Regions from separate parts of the Homo sapiens genome. Here region 1 is linked to region 2. A link is an interaction called in ENCODE POLR2A ChIA-PET data of the cell type or tissue named here. Cell type or tissue: PC-9. All regions are shown on one strand.

What was found. Peaks named below come from ENCODE experiments on the same cell type or tissue, not always from the same donor. Only the 100,000 strongest peaks of a DNase experiment are listed, where the experiment ranks them.
Region 1: POLR2A ChIA-PET joins it to region 2 with 6 read pairs; 3 of 35 experiments call an interaction of 5 or more read pairs at or near these places.

The regions. Positions count from the first base shown.
Region 1 is chr3:9,167,671-9,171,670 of GRCh38, forward strand. The region is part of intron 1 of SRGAP3 (SLIT-ROBO Rho GTPase activating protein 3); the gene reads right to left. Among named protein-coding and RNA genes, the nearest start is that of SRGAP3-AS2, 23 kb to the right of the region's middle. RefSeq lists an enhancer at 398-447. In PC-9, no CTCF peak of the experiment used is centred here; a DNase peak (open chromatin) is centred at 1,901.
Region 2 is chr3:9,096,885-9,100,884 of GRCh38, forward strand. The region is part of intron 3 of SRGAP3 (SLIT-ROBO Rho GTPase activating protein 3); the gene reads right to left. Among named protein-coding and RNA genes, the nearest start is that of SRGAP3-AS2, 94 kb to the right of the region's middle. In PC-9, no CTCF peak of the experiment used is centred here; a DNase peak (open chromatin) is centred at 1,967.

The sequences.
Region 1 (4,000 bases), 71 kb after region 2:
AGGGTGCAACTTCAGGAAGGAGGAGAATCCAGCTCCTAAACTCTACTCTGCAGCATCTGCTGAAGGCCATCAACTCATCCCACTTCAGATTGAAAGCAAAAGCTATTTTCTCTACTTCTACACAAGAGCCCAGCCTAGATATCTTTCAGTCCTCAGCATGCCTCGCTGTTTTCTTCCCACCCTACTCCTCCCTCAAGACTGCCTCCAAGCGCACTCCATGGTGCATGCAGAAGCAGAAAATACCTCCAGGGAACTAAATCCACCTAATGACAAATAATGGTAGCTATAGCATTTGTACAGCCATTTCCAATTCACAAAGTGCTTTTTTCACAGACATTAGCTCCTTGATTCCCCACCACAAGTCTATGCGGTAGGTGACACTCTCCCCACTTCTGCAGGGCAGTAAAAGGAAACCCGGAGAGGTTAAGAGACACATCCAAGGGTATAACTAGCAAGTGGCAGCATGTCTTTGTCAACAGGAGTGCAACGAAGTCAGAAGTGAGGTCTAAAATGCAGTCTTGACTTAGCCCAATAGCCCATCAAAGACAGCCTGGCCCCAGGCCCTCTCCAGTCCTTTGCTTGGATCTGGACAAACTCAGACATTTCATCCTAAAGCCCCATTTTTGCCAGTGGCAGGAGCCCAACCATCGTCTCTGCTGTTAGCAACTGCTCCAAGTGTGCTCAGAAGTCACCTGATTGGTCAGAAGCAACCCCACCCCGCTCAGGACTGGAGCTGAGGCCCTGCAGGAGAATCTAGTGCACGTGTGCCCTCCCTCACTGAAACCAAGGCCCAGCACATCACGCATGAGCAGGATGTGCAGTTCCTGCAGCTGGTTTCAGAATGAATCCTTTGTTTCCATTCACCTGCGCTTTTTAACATCCGCTTAACAACTTTCAAAAGCCCAAAGGTGGCAGAATGAAATTACTTAGAATAAAAGACATTCCAAATGGAGACCTCTTTCTGGGTTTTCAGCCATCTTTTCGTACGTGCTTGGAGGCAAGCCAACTAAAAGATGTGTTTCTTAAACCAAGTAAGCTGTTAAGTAACAAACTGGTCCTGCAGATATGAGGAAAGAGAGAAGGGAGAAAAAGGAAAAACCTATTGATTCATAATCTCTCATTCATTCATTTTTTGGGCCCCTACTCAGCCAGACTGGCACAGAGTGGCAACATGAATATGCATATTTATATTCTGATATGTTACAGTGGTTAGGAGCATGAACCCTGGAGCCAGACCCTGTGGTGCCTCTCCAGGAGTTAGAGAAAGGTGTCCCTTCCTCCCAACAGTCACAGCTCTGCACCCAGGTGAGAGCAAGATTTCAGACTCAACTGATCCTTCCACCCTTGTGGACCCTTGTGCAGTGCATGGCCAGCACAACTGTACATGGTAGCACTGATTTCAATCCCGGCTCGTTCAGCTATTGTGTAACCCTGGGCAAGTTTCTGAGCCTCTCTGTGGATCTATCTGTTCATCTAGGAAATGAGGATAGTAATAGTATCTATCTTACAATATTGGGGAGCATGAAATAAAATAATGCACAGGAAGTGCTTAGCACAGAACCTGACTGCAAAGAAGCACTTTGTAAGTATGATTATAATCATTATATATGAGACATAGCCCCTGCCCTTGTGGAGTTGACAGTCTGGTGGGAGAGGCAGATTGTAAAAACATTATATCTGTTTATGTCCAGGGTTGGAGGTGGGGTAGCAGGACATGAGTGAGAAAACTGCTCTTGATGGGTGAGTAGGAATTCAAGCAGCAAAGAAAAGGTGGGCGTGGGAGGAAGACTATTCAAGGCTTTGAGAACAGTATGTACAAAGGTAGAGGAGTTACATGTCATTGCATGTTCCAGGAACAGTGAGAAGTTCCCACACTATTAACTACTAATTATGAATTTCTGCTAAGCTGAAATGCACAATAAGTGAGTAAATAATTCCCTCCAGTGCCAAACTTATGAGTCTCAACACTTGGGAAACTCAAAGTAGCCATACTTGGCATCAATTAGGCCAACACCTTGTGAAGTTGACAATGGCTTTGAATTAACCAATACCACATTTCTCAGGTTACTCCAGGACCTGGAATGTTATTGCTTGCTAGAGAATCACTAAATTGGAGTTCCCTCTGGTACAGAAGGAAGGGGATCAGTGCTTTCTGAAGGGGAGGATGGGTTAGGGGGGAAAAGCCTTGGAAGTCAGGGTTCCTGGGTTCCTGCCCCACTTTCTAGGCAAGTCATGGTCCCCTTTCCTGAGCCTCAGTTTCCTCTCCTGTAAAATGAAGGGGGCTGGGTTGGAGTTTCTTCCAACTGGGAGACAGTACACCTAACTGCTTACAGCCTGGACTTTAAAGTCAGACAAGCCTGTGTTGACATTTGTTAAGAGGACAAAATGAAGATTTAATCTATGTAAAGCACCTGACACCGCCCCACAGGAAGCACAGATGAAATGATAGAAGATTTGATCACTGCCGTTTAGACAGTGCTGGTGTGTGGGATGTGTGGGTGAATGTCCGTAGAAGAAACCGCCCCCAGTCTCACACCTCTCAAATCTACAAACCAAAACTCTTTGACACTTGGGAAGTTTTTGAGCCTGCCGAAGCCCTGCATCACGTCAGTGCAATGAACTCCATACACTTGAGACTTGGTAACATTGTCTTAGTATTTGGCTTGAATGAACTTTCTGTGTTTTTTTACGTGGAAAACACTCACATGACAGCCTCGGAGTAGTAGTGCGGGGAGCAGCGGGGTGGGGGCAAGAGGGTTCCAGGGGAAAGAAACTCTCCAGCAGCAAAAGAATGTGACTCACACTCTCACACAACAGAAGAGAGGCGACCTGAGCAGAGGTGGGCTGCTTTTTAGGAAGTCGCACTCAAATGGTCTTCATGGCTCCAAATGGGGAGAAGGTTTTAGCACACAGTCCCTGAAGACTCATGGACATTCCCGGTGGTTCTGATTGTGAATGATGCTGAAATCAACCATTGCAAAATACTCCCAGCATACCCTTTCCTCTGCACCTTCGCCCAGCGAGGCAGATGCTCTTATGGAGCTACTTCACAAGCGTGGGTCTGAGGCCCAAGGAGGTGAGGGCACATGCCCAGGTCACACACCACAGATACCTGCCCTCAGGCCTCGGACGCCACAGCTCAGCACTGCTCCTCTCCCCCAAGCCCTTCACTTGCTGGTGTGTAATGAGCACTGTCTCAGCGCTGGGGGAGCCATGAAGAGGCCTGGGTCACACAGTGTCCTCACGCTCCAGCCTGCTGGCAGAGCAAGGCCATGGGATTCAGGCCTGTTCTGTCCCTCAGCAGCAGGACAGCGCACGCATCTGAGGAGTGCTGATCCTGGCCTTGGGCAGTCAGCTTCCGCCAGCTGTGCCCTGCTATAGATGGCCTGACCCTTCAGGGCCTGGGCCCCACAACAGAATATTGTGGAAGAGAAACCCAAGAACCCCTGAGGCCCCAGCAGCCTCCACAGAGCCCCATGAGAACCTGAAAAAGTCCTGGAAACCTGAGGTCCCCTCTCCCTCACTACTGGAAAAGAATTAAGACAACGTGTTACTCCTTGGGCCCCAGGCAGAGGCCAAGCTGCCCTCGAAACATCCAATCTGCTCCAAGTTCAGAGGCAGCCTCCAGCGCATGGGAAGAGGGTGAGGCTGGGTCAGAGCCCTGCATTTAAATCCCCACTCTGCCACTTAAGACAATTCTGGAACATCTGTGCGCCTCAGTTCTCTCCTCTCCAAAATGGGAATGCCCACAGTGCTAACAGCACAGGATTGCCCTGAGGGTCAAGTGGGATAATAAATGAGAAGGACTTTTTTTGTGAACTGAAGCCCTATAAAAATAAGTGGGATTATGAGTCTTATTATCCCTCGCATGGTTCTACATGACTTGGAAGGACATCCAAGAGTTTCTCATCAGAACCTTATTAAAATTCTTATTAAAGTCTTATTAAAAGTTTTTTTATTATTATTAAAATCTTTGCCTGGATGCTTCAAAATAGCCCCT
Region 2 (4,000 bases):
TATTATTATATATTATATATAATAGCTAATTATATATTTTTTACATTATTTTGTATATATATATATATATATATATATATATATATATATATATATACACATACACACACATATATATATATTAGAGACAGGGTCTCTCTCTATTGTCCAGGCTGGAGTACAGTGGTACAATCTTGGCGCACTGCAGCCCCAAAATCCCAGGCTTAAGCAATCCTCCAGCCTCAGCCTTGCAAGTAGCTTGGACTACAGGCATGAACCACCACACCTGGCTAATTTTTAATTTTTCTGTAGAGATGCGGTATTGCTATGCTGCCCAAGCTGGTCTCAAGCTCCTGGCCTCAAGCAATCCTTCCACCTTGGCCTCCCAAAGCTCTGGGGTTACAGATGTGAGCCACCATGCCTGGCCTAATCGCTATAATATTATTTATAGATTGTTTATTGTGTACCAGGTAGACATTTCATATCATTTTTTAGTCCTTACAACAACCTTTTGATGGAGGCTATTATTAGCTCCACTTTGAAAATGACAAAACTGAGAGAGTTTAAGGGATTAGGTGGAGCTCACACAGCAGGAAAGTGGCAAAACAGAGATGAAATCAGAGTCCGGCCCCAGCCTTGGCCACTGCACTAGACTACCCACCTCTTCGTGATCCAGGACCCAGACTTTCCTCCCACTGGCCTCTGCTTTGGTGTGGATTCCGTCTCCCACCTTCCCCAAATCTCTGCACATCTGTTGTGGACGCTGTGACGCACCACTCAGATCCCCTTCGGGCCTGGGGAACGTATTCCCCCAGCTGCAGGAAAGTGCTGCCAATGGACTCCCTCAGATGTCAGCTGCTTTGGAACTGCCTTGGCTGCACAGGCATCATCTGCTCAAGCCCACAGCCTCTTTTAGAGGGAGCCCACATCCAATGACTACCCAACAGGAGGGTTTAAAGGCTCAGCCTCCTCGCTGTAGCTCAGGACAACTCTGAAGGGCCATCCCAGCTCCCCAGCATCCTTAAGACTGCACCACAGTCCGACTTCTCGGTTTGCTAACTCCTACTTTCCTCCCTTTTTTTCTGCAGGAGGGAATCCCAAGTATCCTCCCTGATACACCCCTGCACCGAAATACAGTCTCAGAGCTGGCTTCCCAGGGAACCCTGGTGATAGATCCTAATTATTTGAGGCTCGCTTCAAATGCTGCTTCCCCCACCTCTAACCTTACCCAAACCTCCCCCTCCCAGGTTAGAAGTTCTCCCTCTGAACAAACTTCTGTGGTGATAACCATCCCTCTCTGCTGTATCTGAATGAGTTACCGCTTCACACCTGTCTCTGCTTTCAGACTGCACTGGAAGCTCCTTGAGGGAGAGGAGGACATTGTGTCTGAGTCGTTTATCTAACTACTTCACTTTGTTTTAATTAATTTTTTTGAGACAAGGTCTCACTCTGTCACCCAGTGCAATGCAGTGATCACAGCTCACAGCAGCTTCAACTTCCTGGACTCAAATGATCCTCCTGCCTCAACCTCCCGAGTAGCTGGGACCACAGGCAAATGCCACCACGCCTGGATAATTTACCTTTTGTAGAGACAAGGTGTCCCTGTTTTCCAGGCTGGTCTCAAACATCTGAGCTCAAGCGATCCTCCCCCTCAACCTCCCAAAGTGCTGGGATCACAGGTGTGAGCCACTGCACCTGACTCTATCTTCTTTGGCACCTGCCTTTACCACTGAGTATGGGCTCTGGGATTGGACACATCTGGATTCAAACCCTAACCTCACCTTTCTTGGCATCAGTTTCCTCATCTGTAAAATGGGATAATGGCAGCATCTTCATCTTAGGTTTGAAGAGTTAAATGTGTATAGAATGCTTAGCCCAGAGCCTGGCACACTGCAGGCGTTTGCTCACTGTTTGTTATCTATAATTATTGTTTACCTACTGTCATGCTAGTGCTAATATATGTTTATTAAATGAGTTGGGAGTGCCTGATGATGACCGGCTTAGCAGGCTCTACTGGCAGAGTGACCGTTCGCGACTTCATCTCCCTGGGAGACGGTGGAGATTGGCTGAAGGCGCCTCATCCCTTGGCAGGGTGCCCACTCTGCTCTCTCCCTCCTCCTTCCCCATGCAGGCCTCATAGCTGGACCCTCCAGCATGCAAACACTCACTCCACTCTCTCATGCAACCAAAAAATAAAAAATAAACTTGGCTTTGAATCCAAGGCCAGTGGGTGCTTTTGATCTCGGTTACAAAGCAAGGCAATTATTGAACACAAAAAGCCCTGATTTATTTATAAAATGCGATGGACATCTTCGAGGCGGGAACGAGAAAACTCACTCAAGACCAAGTCCTTGTTGCCACACAGTGAATGGCTGCTTTCAAACACAAGCCCCCCACATGGCCTCGCTTCTCTGCAAAGAGTCTTTCCTCATTAGTGCTTCCTCCCAACACCACAGCTTCCAACCATCAAATTCACATCACGGCCGGGGCAAGTAATTAAATTCCACAGGCATCAGAGCATAGAATAATGGATGGCTATTGTTAAGGAAGCTGAAGAAAACAGAATGAGGCTGGAAATGGAATGGGCTTCAATACCCAGTTTCAGAAACGGTTAGCGGGGAGCAGGAGAGCAAGTGGGATGCAGACTGACCCTCCCACCTGGTGCAGCACATGGGATAGTGGCTTTAGTCCTGGAGCTGGAGGTGAAAACCTGAGTTTGGAGCCAGACTCTGCATTTGCCAAACATGAGCCTCAGTTTCCTCATCTGTGAAATGAGGAGGTTGGACTAGGAGTCATTCTCCATGTATGGTCCCCAGACCAGAAGCATGAGTATCACCTGGGAATATGCTAGAAATGCAGGTTCTCAGGCCCCACCTTAAACCTACTGAATCGGAAACTGTGGGGCTGGGGCCCAGCAGTCTGCATTTAATAAAGCCTCCAGGTGATCCTGATGCATGCTAGATTTTAAGAACCGCAGTGAGGTAATGTTTAAAGACAAGGCCAAATACTCAAATGCACAAAGGGCCAGAGAGGCAAAATCAAGGAGCCAAGTAAGGTAAAATACGCCAGCAGGGTCAGTGGAGTGGCAGAGACAGCGTGCCTAGGCTGACGGGGCTGGCAGCCACTCAGCTACCGCTAGCTGATGCCACGTGTGAGTCCATGTGGGGCTGGTATAGTCAAAGCTTCTGATTTTGCAAGAGAAACACAAAATCGTGATTTTGGGAGAAATCTTTAAATGTTTAAATGTCAACTTAATCTTTCTTAACATAGTAAGGGCCAAGAAGATTATACGTCAGAGCCAAACTCAGTTGTGCACTGCCATTTTTCAGCCTCTGTTCTGAGTTTTTTCCTTCGACCTCCATCACCATAAACTCTACCCACTGGCTCTTACCTTTCTCCAGACCCTGAACTCCCAACCTCCTTTCCCCATTCAGCAGGCTCTTATTCATCCGTCAACACCCAACTCCAGGGGCACTTCCACTGTGAATTTATTCTCAACTCTTTGCCCCACTTTCCACCTCTCACTAAGAAGACAGAGAAGAAGCAAACAGGAGGCCAAAGAATTGACACACAGAAGGTGACACCGAGGAGGAAGACATGGAGAAGTTACAAAACAGCCTTTTCCCACAGAGGAGGAATTAGGACCTCTTGGCAGTTACCCTCCTGCTGCTTGAAAAATCACTCAAATAAGGACACCGATCCCATTTGACCAGAATCTAACAAAATGAAGTTTTAGAAGGGTAAATATGAAGAAACACAAAAGCAGAAGTCAAAGGCTGCATTAAAAAACAATTGGTACAAAAATACAAGGGACTTTTTGCTGACTGAGAGTTCACTGTGTCAATCATGTGGTAAAACAATCATCAAAGCGGCAAACACCATCACGGGTCTTATGAGAAATAAAGTGTCTGGACAGCCCTGCTCTGCCCTGAGCTGCTCAGACCTTCCTAGAGTATTCCGACTGGTTCTGAATAGTAACTTCTGTAGGTCAGAGAAGACCTGAAGCATGACCCAGGCAGGG